Linked DNA regions of Mus musculus: region 2 is linked to region 1. A link is a loop called in an ENCODE intact Hi-C map of the cell type or tissue named here. Cell type or tissue: heart. All regions are shown on one strand. Each heading gives the region's core, and the rest is flanking DNA. Links, peaks and the distances in the headings are about the cores only.

Region 1 (5,381 bases), core at 298-5,297:
TTTTTATTTTTTGTTTTTAATTTAATTTTATTTTTACGCTCCATATTTCATCCCCCCCCATCCACTCTCCGTCTGCTCCACATCCCACACCTCCTCCCCCCTCCACCCGTCTCCACGTGGATGCCCACACCCCCCTACCCCACTTGACCTCTAAACTCCCTGGGGCCTCCAGTCTCTTGAGGGTTAGGTGCATCATCTCTGAATGAACACAGACCCAGAAGTCCTCTATTGTATGTGTGTTGGGAGCCTCATATCAGCTGGTGTATGCTGTCTGTTTGGTGGTCCAATGTTTAAGAGATATCGGGGGTCCGGATGAATTGAGACTGCTGGTCCTACAGGATGGCCTTTCTCCTCAGCTTCGGGTCAGCTGCTTCTGTCTATTGGTTGGGTGCAAATATCTGCATCTGACTCTTTCAGCTGCTTGTTGGGTCTTTGGGAGGGCAGTGATGATAGGTCCTTTTTGTGAGGTCTCTATAACCTCAGTAATAGTGTCAGGCCTTGGGACCTCCCCTTGAGCTGGATCACACTTTGGGCCTGTTGCTGGACCTTCTTTTCCTCAGGCTCCTCTCCATTTCCATCCCTGTAATTCTTTCAGACAAGGAACATAAAGATCTTTTGCAGCTCAACAACCAAGAGAACAAAGTTCAAAGATGAATGGTGGATCTGAATAAGTATTCCAGTAATGAAGATATACCATTGGTCAATAAGCACATGGAAAGATGCTCAAGGCTTGGGATGCTGCTCAGAGGTACAGCGATTGCTTAGCACGCACGAGACCCTGGGTGTGACCCCAGCTCAGAAAGAAATGTCCTTATCATTAGTCATTAAAGTAATGCAAATTAATCCCAAAACTTGACGCCATCTCATATCCAGAAGGCTATTTTTAAAAAGGGAACTGCCAAGAAAGATATGGGGAAATGAAGTCTTTGTACATTGCTGGCAGGAATATAACATGGTATAGGTCCCATGGGAGACAAAATCCGGGACTGACCACACGATCCAGCCATCCATCCCACTTCAAGCTGTGTCCAAAGAGCTGAAAGGAGGGCTGGAACAGACACGAGCAAACAAATCTTCCTTGTTGCATTCTTCATGGAGGCTGAAAAGTGGAAATGACTCACAGGTCTGCCAACATATGAGACATGTTATCTGCAGATACTGCACATACATACAGCCTGGCTGTGAAAACAAATGGAAGTTCTGCTACATGCAACAGCATGGGCAAACCTCCAGGACATTGTGCGGTGACAAACAGACCAGTGGCTAAGGGACAGGTATTAGATCATTCCACTTACTTGAGGAACTTAGAATAGGCAAATTAAAACAAAACAAAACTGGAAGTAGATTTTAAGTCACCAGAAGGTAGAGGGAGGAAGAATGGAATTATTAATAATTAGAGTCTTCGAGGTGATAAAAAGCTTTAGGAAATAGGTTGGGGAGGGCTGCATCATTTTTAAAATGTAGTTAATGACACTGAAGTATGCACTTAAAATAGCTACAAGGGAAACTTTTGAATTATATATTCTCTTTTGTTTAATTACTTTGTTAAGAGCTCATCGTGTAGCTCAGGCTAGCCTCAAACTCACAATTTTTCTGCCTCATCTCCCAGTTCTGGGATTAAGGCCTGTGCCATGGCACCAGTTCTGTAGTACATACATGTATACAATATGTATACATGTTTATATATTACATAACAATATTTTACTATAATTTAAAAATTGTCATGTACAGCCTTATGAGCTTTGCATATTTATTATATTATATTTATATTGCAATAAAGTTGTTTTGTTTTACTGCAAAGCCAAATTTCCTAGTTACCTAAAAAGGGCAAAATACTGGTCTGGGCATTGTCGCAGCTGACTAGTCCTATGAAGACTATGAGGCTTTCCTTAGGATCCTGTCAGGAAGGGACTTTGCAGATGACCTGTCACTCTTTTCTTTCTCCCCACCCACCCCCTCTCTCTTGTGAGACAGGGTTTCTCTGTGTAACCCTGGCTGTTCTGGAACTTAATTTGTAGACCAGACTGGCCTTGCTTCTGCCTCCCAAGTGCTGGGATTAAAAGCGTGCACAAACTTTTATTATTATTTACATTATATTGTTATATTATATTATTATTTATTATACTAATAATATATTTATTTTAAATTTATGTGCATTGGTGTTCTGCCTGCATGTATGTGAAGGTGCCAGATCTCATGGACTTGAAGCTGCAGACAGCTGTGAGCTACCATGTGGGAACAGGGAACTGAACCAGGGTCCTCTGGAAGAACAGCTAGTGCTCCTAAATGCTGAGCTACCTCTGCAACCCCAACAGGCCGGCTCCCCCGACTCCCAACCCCCATGGCCAGCTTATTTTAAAAACATGGATTCTGGGGATCGAACTCTGGTCTTCTTGTTTTGTTTGGTGTGGGGGATGTAAGCTTGACTAGCTAGCATGTGTGTGGAGCCCTGGGTTTGACCCTTAGCTCTTAGCTCCGAATCCTGTAATCCAAGCACTTCGGAGGTGGAGGCAGAAGGATCAGAAGTTCAAGGCCATCCTTGGCTACACAGTGAGTTCAAGGTCAGCCTGGGCTTTGTGCGATCCTGGCGCTGGGGATCCAACCACAGTTTCGTGAATGCTAGGTAACTAACTACCAACGGAGCTACAGCCCCATCCGTGCGATTTTTAGAGGCTTCTCGAACAAACCCATCTGAAGATCACAGTTCTGAAGGGGAGGTTAAGGATCCTTTAGTAGCAAAACTATCTCTGTTCATTTCCTCTTTCACCAGGGTGTGGAGCTCAAAGGCCACAGCCAAAATCTTAGAGGAGTTTAGCAAGAAAGAGGGACATCTACAAAGTGATCCTTGTTAAGATGGCACAGAAATTAAGACATGGAAGTGCCAGAAAGCTCGAGAACTTTGAGAATGGCTTCTTGGACACTTGCCTCTCAAGAGGGGCACCGATGAGCATAGAGAGCATTCAGCCTGTTTTCAGCCTAGCTAGCCTCTCAGTTGAAATCTCGCTGGTTTGCCAACGCAGTTCCAAATGTGACCACAAGAGGTCAGAGCCGCTCAATGCACGAAGCATCACAAGATGACCTTAACTCATGCTGGTCACCTCCCAAAGGCCGACCTGTAAAACATAAAGGTGGAGTTAGTTATTCTGAAACTGCTCCATGCCTCACAGTGGGGGTTAAACTCTGGAAGAAGTTTAAAAGGGATAAACTTTTATCAAAAGTGGCCACTCCCGTGGGAAGTCACCTTTAACAGTGAACAAGAATTTGAATGAAGCTTGCTAGAAATAAAATGGCTTGGCCCGGACGAGTATGAGACCTTCGGAGACTGGCACTAGAAACACACGTTAGCATCTTATAAATACAACATGTTCTTCAAAGTAGTGAAACTGGGTCAACAAAGCCAGAAAGAAAAATAGGCTGTAAGTCTCAAGTGTCACTTGAGAGCACACTCAGGTGTCACCAGTTGTATACTAGGAATTGAACCTGAGTCCTTGTGCATGCTCGGCAAACACTCTACCACTGAACTCCATTCCTAGCCCAGACTGCCGGTGTTCTTAGTATTAGGTAGGACCATCATTTGATGGTGACAGTGCAGAGGGCCTTTTGTGATGATTCTTCAGCTCGTAGAAACCTCTAACCTTCTGGTTGCTTTGACTGAACCAAATGAAGTTATTTTTTGTTTTTTGTTGAGACTGAAAGATCCTGACAGAATGTAAAAGGTCACAGAAGCCCATTGGCAAGATAGATGTCAGTGTTAGCAGAACTAGCTTCACTGATTTAGAAAAATAGAGGTGCACAATGCTCTGGCCACTCCTTGAATCTGTGTGTCTGCCAATGTTTTGACCATTCCTTGACTCATGTGTGTGCCCACTGATGAAGCCCATTGCCAGGTGTTTGTGATATTGGTGGCTGAGAAAGAGTCAGAAAATCTCCCCAGCAACCACAGCCCGGCCAATCCTGAGTTGCTGCACCTGCACCAGACTCTTTCCTTGTACCCCTCCCATACCCATTTCTTGAGAATAGACATTGTTTAGTTCTGGAATCCCCTACTCCCCCCACTTCTCCTTTCTTCCCGAGGGCCTATAAAAACTGGGACCTCTTTCCCCTCGAGGTCGACTCCTCTACCCCAGCGTGGGATATGAGTTGTCCCCAGAGCTCTGGCTTTCCCCAATAAAGCCTCATGTGGTTTGCAACAAGCTCGGTCTATCGTGAGTTCTTGGATGTCTGCTATTGTCCTGAGGCCTGAGCGAGGGGCTCCTCTGGGAGTCTTTCAAGACCATTGGTTCCCTTCTGACTGTTTCCTCTTTTGTGGTCAATATGATGGTAGCCTCCAGCTGGAGGACAGTCTTGGGGCAAAGTACTGCATTGCATCGAGGACACTGTGTGTGTGTGTGTTTGAGCCTACCCAAGCCAGAGATTGATGGAGCACTTCATAGTTTGTCTTTACAAGTCTACATGAATTTTGTGTTCAAGTCCAATAGTAACTGATTAATTACGTTAGTTTATTTGACTAGGCTCTCCTGCAGCCCATCCCTCCTGGATCTCTGTGTGGCTGAGGATGACCCTGACCTCCAGGCCCTCCTGCTTTCTCCTCCCACGTGCTGGGGTGCTGGGGGCAACCAACAGAACAGTTTTATAATAAATGTAAAATACCACATATTTTTCAACAATAAATTTAAAATGTTTATGCATTTGTGTGTGTGTGTGTGTGTGTCTGTCTGTCTGTCTGTCTGTCTATATACACAGTACTCACAGAGGCCAGAAGAGGGCATAAAATCCCCTAGAACTGGAATTAGGTGATTGTGAACCTACCAATATGGGTGCTGGGAACTGGCCTCTCATCCTCTGGAAGCTCTTTTAACCACAGAGTCATCATCCCTACTCATAAAATGCCATTTTAACCCCTTAACATTTGCCTTGGGTTGAATTGTAGCCTGCCAAAAAGATAGGCATGGCTTTAACCCCAATACTTCACAATGTGATATTTAGAAATAAGGTCTTTTCAGATATAGTCAAATGAAGATGAGATCATGGGATAGGCCTTAACCCAACTGGACCAGGGTCTTTGTTAAAAGAAGAAAGTGGACTCAAAGATAGTACACACAGAAAATTTCTTAAGAGAGGAAGACAGAGATAGGGTGATATAAATAAGAGGTATGGAGACCCAGAGATACCTGCAGCCTAACACATAAGTCCCCTCACAGCCTCCAAAGCCACCCTGCAGCATCTTGACCTTGAACGCTGATATCAAAAACCAGGGAAATACTCTTCTGTTGTTTAAGATGCCCAGCTGTGGCTTTTTGTTTCAGCACCTTCAGCTGACTAATACACTAACAAAAACACTGAACCTTAAGGGGGATAGACCAACTTCATCCACTGTTGCC
Region 2 (5,381 bases), core at 323-5,322, 56 kb after region 1:
GTTCTCTGTGACAAAGCTGGAATTAGGAAAGCTTCAAATACATGGAGAACTTTGCAAATGACTCAAGGGGTTGGGGAAAGCACTGTTAACATTTGTTGCAGAACCTGCCCCAGCAAATAGAGGAATTTCCCAAGAGCAAACTAACAACCATTATTTATTTTCTAACAGCAGATGGGTGGATAAGGGGCCACCACCATTCCAATGTCCCTTCACATTGTACTGCCTTTAAATTTATTTTATTTTATTTTTAGTCTTATGTATCTATTTGTGTGTGTGTGTGTGTGTGTGTGTGTGTGTGTGTGTGTGTATGTCTGTGTGTGTGTGTACTCCACAATACACATGAGGATGTCAGATGACAACATATAGGAGTTTGATAAAGTGTTTCTTTCTTTCCACCATGTGTGTCCTGAAAGGTCATTGAAAAGAGGAAAAAAAAAAAAAAACCAGGCAAGGCAACAAACCACTTAAGACAATGCAGGCTTTTGTTTGGGGAAAAACCTGAAAAAGGGGGTCTCTGAGAATCAGAGCCCTGACCCTTACAAGCTCGGGTAGTTATAGGGCAGAAAGAGGGGTGGCGAAAGCAGATGTAAAGGTTTCTATTTTGATCTTTAGTTGGGCATTTCTAGCAGTAACCAGTGAGCAGTCTATTAAAGAATGTCAGATGTGGCTGGCAAGATGGTTCATCAGTTAAAAGCACTTATTCTTGCAAGGGATCCAGGTTCAATTCTCGGCACCTAAATGGTGTCTCACAGCTATCTGTAGCTCCAAGTTCAGAGGATCTCATGCTGTGTTCTGACCTCTTTAGGCTCTCAGCATAAACATGGTACACATACATATGTGCATCCCAAATACTTATACACATAAAATAATCTGAAAGAGTGTCAGATGATTAATAACACTTGTGTCTAGCCATTATAGGGGTTCACAGGTCAAGGATTTAGAGAAACAAGTTCATTTATTTCAAGAAACCAAAATGCTGTAGTTACTGGAATAGTCACAGTTCAACCAAAATGAGTTTTACAAAAGTGTGTGGTACAGGCTAACAGATCCTGGCATCAAAGTCAAGTTGTGGGATTTGGCAGGAAACATCTTTATCCACTGAGCCATCTCCTCAGCTCCTGATCTTGTCTTTGACTAAAACCCTAGACAAAAAATTTCCCCCACAAGCCCATTCTGTTTGTTGACCCAAATTATTGATGTTTTAGGCTCTTCCAGAAGGCCTAACATTCAACTATGCTAAATCCCACACTGTTAACATCATCCCAGAATCTTTATAACCCTTCATTTTATTATCCAGTGTGTCTCTTCTCCCTCTGTCTCTCTGCTTGCTGGACATCACGATATGGCTGTCACTTAGGTCCATCCCACTGTAGCAGCTCCAGAAGAATGTGTTTCTGTGTTCTTCAATGAAAGGTAAACCATTTGGAGGAGGCACTTATATTACCCACCTTGTTTCTCTTTTTCCTTGATAATATTTGAGTCTGGATTCAGAGCTCCACTGTAACAAAAGATCATATGAGGAAACTGGTTGCATTTGTAACTTTTTGTACAAAATTGGCCCATTTTTACAACATGCATCCACTTTCTCAAGCCACTCGGTGTGTGAGAATTTTTAAATGCTAGCAATCTGCAAGAGAATACCAGCTTCTAGAGGAGCACTTTTTCATACAACTTAAGGATGTTCATGTTCACCACAGGGCCGTGACAGGCTTGCCTCCCCAAACCCTTAGAAAACAATATTAATTCAATACACAGGGATGTGGTGGGTGATCCCACAAGCAGAGAGTCAAAAGAGGCAGGAAGCACTGTGAGCGATTCAAGCAGCACCTAGAGGTGCAAAGTCGTCACACGTATTCCGGAGACTTCAGAGAGTCCTGAGTGAGCTATAATGTGAAACAGATTTGAAAACACTTCAATGTAAAAAGAGCTCACTATCCTTTCCTGGAAATAAACATCGGTGGTGGTGGTGGTGGTGGTGGTGGTATGTGTGTGCGTGTTTACATATGAACATATACTTATCTTCAAGTTAGCTTCAGTCTGAAAGTACCAAAGAGAGTCTCAGGTGGGGAGACTGTCTTGATCAAGTTGGCCTATGGCATGTCTGTGAAGCATTTTTCAAAAATTACTCATCAACGTAGGAGGATTCAGGCCATTGTGGGTAGTCCCACCCCCTAAGCAAGTGGTCCTAGGTTACATAAGAAAGCTGGCCAAGCCTGAGCCAGAGAATGTAAGCCAATAAGCAGCCTTCCTCTGTCGTTTTGTCCGCTCCTGCTTCCTTCCCTGACTTCTGGCAGTGAGGAACTGTGACTGGGAGGTGTAAATGAAATAAATCCTTTCCTCCCCAAGTTGCTTTTGGTTGTAGTGTTGATCACATAAGAGAAACACAAACTAGAACAGTGCACATGGAAGCCAGAGGTCAATGCTGAATATAATGCCTCTGCCTTATATTTTGAGATCATTCTTTGCCTTATATTGTGAGATGTGATCTCATGCTGAACTTGGAACTCACTGATTTGCCTATATACCAAAGGACATAAAAGAGAAAGTTCCCTATTTTTCCAACAGGAAAACTGGCTGAAGGTTCCAGGCAATAAAAGCATTGCCAAGGGGCCGAGGAGATGACTCAGTTGGTAAAGTGTGAACTTGAGTGGAGATCCTTGGAATCCATGTGAGAGTTAGGCATGACATAATTCCATGTAATCCTGTGCAACCTAATGCTGAGAAGTCAGGGGCAAACAGATCTGTGGCTATCATTGGCCAGTCAGTTTAGCCTAACTACTGAGCTCCAGGGTGGTAAGAGCCCCTGTCTCAAGCAAAACCTTAAGTGAATAGCACCCGAGAAATAACATCCATGTGCACATGCCCCTGCACACATACATGCTTGAACATACATGAACATATACTCACAAATATGAATTCAGAAATCCATATCTGATGTGGAATAAGAATGACAGTAGTTTATAATGAACATATAAAAAAAAGAATTAATATCATAAGCATGAAAAAAGAGAGAACCGGTTCTCAGCATAAAGGAAAGGACATTTTATGTTTAGTGACAATTTGCAGCCAGAAGGCGAAAGGCAGTGGCTCTGGGTCCTCCAAGGATTGAAGAATTCTTAATCCAACTTCTGAAGCTTCTCTCAGAAACACAATTAAGGCTTGTCCCTGGGCAGGAGCATCCAGGAACAATGACTCAGGAGAGTGATCATGCAATCTCTAACCCAAAATCCTCACTGCAGACACACTGCAAAGGAATGGGGCTTGCTTTGCCAAATTTCCCATGTGATTCAAACATGGCCACTCGCCAGAGAGCCAAAGGGAGAAAGGGCCATTCCGAGGAGACTTGGAGATTTCCTAGCACCACCAGCGGGTGAAATGGCAGCATGGGGCTTTCAGAAAGCCATTCCCAAGGACGATTTGGCTTGGAGAGGAGCAGGAAGAGTGCCAGAGTTGCTGATGCTTTGGCTTCTTTCCACAACTTGCATGGAGACATTGTGTACTTGCAGTGACTGAGAGTTACTGATTGCCTTTACCATCTGCTGCTGTGTCTTCTTCAGGTGACATCAGAAGGCACAGAAAGGTTTGCCCTTGTCATCATCCAATGAGGCCCTGGGTTGTTTGAGTCAACTGTTCTTGCTCCTCTAATGCTGGCAAAATGATGCCACCCTAAGTCAGCTGAGAGGAAGCCAGGATTTAAGTGCAAACAAGACACACAGCTTGCTTAACAGCATGGAGCACTTCTGCTGCAACTAGGTAGATGAGTGCTAATGGGGCTGCAACGAAAGTGCCCACAGAGTCACTTTGAAAGGAAAGCCCTCCTTCCTCTTCTGAAGAAGGTACTTACAGTGCAGGTAGGCAAACATATTTCTGAGATTGCTTAGCCCCGGCAGAAAGCATGGGCATTTGGGGCAGGCAGACTGGGTTTGGGTTGAGAGCTTGGGTACCACAGGACAAGGTAATGATAAAAAAATCCTTGGCAGCACTGGTGCTGCAGGATGCTGGCTCTTGCACACTGCTTGTTCTGAGGGTGGCTGGTGCCTTGGCGTAACCTCTGGGAGGGTCTGATGTAGGAGAATAAAGCTCCTTCCCAGAGTTGGGTGAGCTGAAGGCCTTTTCTGGGGAGAAGCCAGTCCTGATTTTCAGGTGCCAGAAACTTGGTTTGGACAGGACATTACGGAGTTAATAAAGGGGCACTCTATAAATGGGAGCAGATGGGCTTATGTGGGATCCAACAAAGCGCATGAAACCAAGCCTATTCAAAATATACTTTGTGGGCTGAGGATGTAGCTCAGTTGCCAGAATGCTTGCCGAGTACGCAGGAAACCCTGGGCACCATCCCCGGTACCACATACGCTGAGTGTGGTGGCACAGCTCAGCACTTGAGAGGTGGAGGCAGAAGAACTGTAATCTCAAGGTTAGCCCTCAGCTACACAGTGAGTTTAAGGATAGAGTGGGTTCCGAGGGACCCCTGCCCGGTATCAAATGATCTATAAGGGCCCTGGTTGCAAGTGACCAGGAGCCATTGCTCTGTAGGCTGGGACACTTGAGGATGTGGAGGGGTCAGCTTGGCTGAGGGTAGAGAAGTCAGGAGTAAATAATAAGACAACTCTTCTCCCATCTATCCGCTGCTCGACAAGTCACTGCTCTATCCTTGCATGGGCTCCTTGTTTCTCCTCCCTACCCTCCTCCATCCTTACCTCCTTGCTGAGTCTCTGTGAGGGGGGGAGGGGGATACACAAGTGTCTCCTTGTCGTTACCACTCCTCTGTCCCTTCCACCTTCCATTCATTCTTTATTCCGCTTTCCACATGATCTTTCTAAAACACAACCTGGTCAGCTCTCCACTTTGAAAGACTCCAGTGGTGCAGCTGGGGCGAGAGCTCAGTCACTGAAGTTCCTGCTGAGCATGCGCAAGGCGCTGAACTCTATCCCTAGAAATGATTTTTCAAAAGCCTTGACGTGGTGCTGTGCACCTGTAATCCCAGCGCCGGAAACAGACACAGAAAAGTCCCCTGGGCTGCCAGTCCTGCTAGCCTAGCCTACTTGGTAAATTCCAGGTTAGTGAAAGACCCTGTCTTGAAACCCTCATAGCCTCTGAAGGTGTCCTCTGGCCTGCATACACATGTGACTGACTACACATGCATCTGTGTAGTTTTACACACACACACACACACACACACACGCACGCACGCACGCACGCACGCACGCACGCACGCATACCTGCACACCTGCACACCTGCACACCTGCACACCTGCACACCTGCACACCTGCACACCTGCATCTTTTTTTTCCTGTTCTTTGCTAGGAATTTCTAATCCCTTTCTTATTTCCTTGTGCTATTCCCTTATCTGGAATATCTTTTCCTTTTGTCTGGCTGCCAA

The links. Hi-C counts contacts between places; a loop is a spot of excess contacts. Peaks named below come from ENCODE experiments on the same cell type or tissue, not always from the same donor. Only the 100,000 strongest peaks of a DNase experiment are listed, where the experiment ranks them.
Region 2: it touches region 1 in a loop (6-fold over the local background); 5 of 42 quality-filtered maps call a loop at or near these places.

Annotation. Positions count from the first base shown.
Region 1 is chr13:13,514,023-13,519,403 of GRCm38, forward strand. No RefSeq gene overlaps it. Among named protein-coding and RNA genes, the nearest start is that of Lyst, 74 kb to the right of the region's middle. In heart, for the core only: a CTCF peak has its summit at 3,019 (motif pointing right); a DNase peak (open chromatin) is centred at 3,029.
Region 2 is chr13:13,570,430-13,575,810 of GRCm38, forward strand. No RefSeq gene overlaps it. Among named protein-coding and RNA genes, the nearest start is that of Lyst, 17 kb to the right of the region's middle. In heart, for the core only: no CTCF peak of the experiment used is centred there; a DNase peak (open chromatin) is centred at 3,292.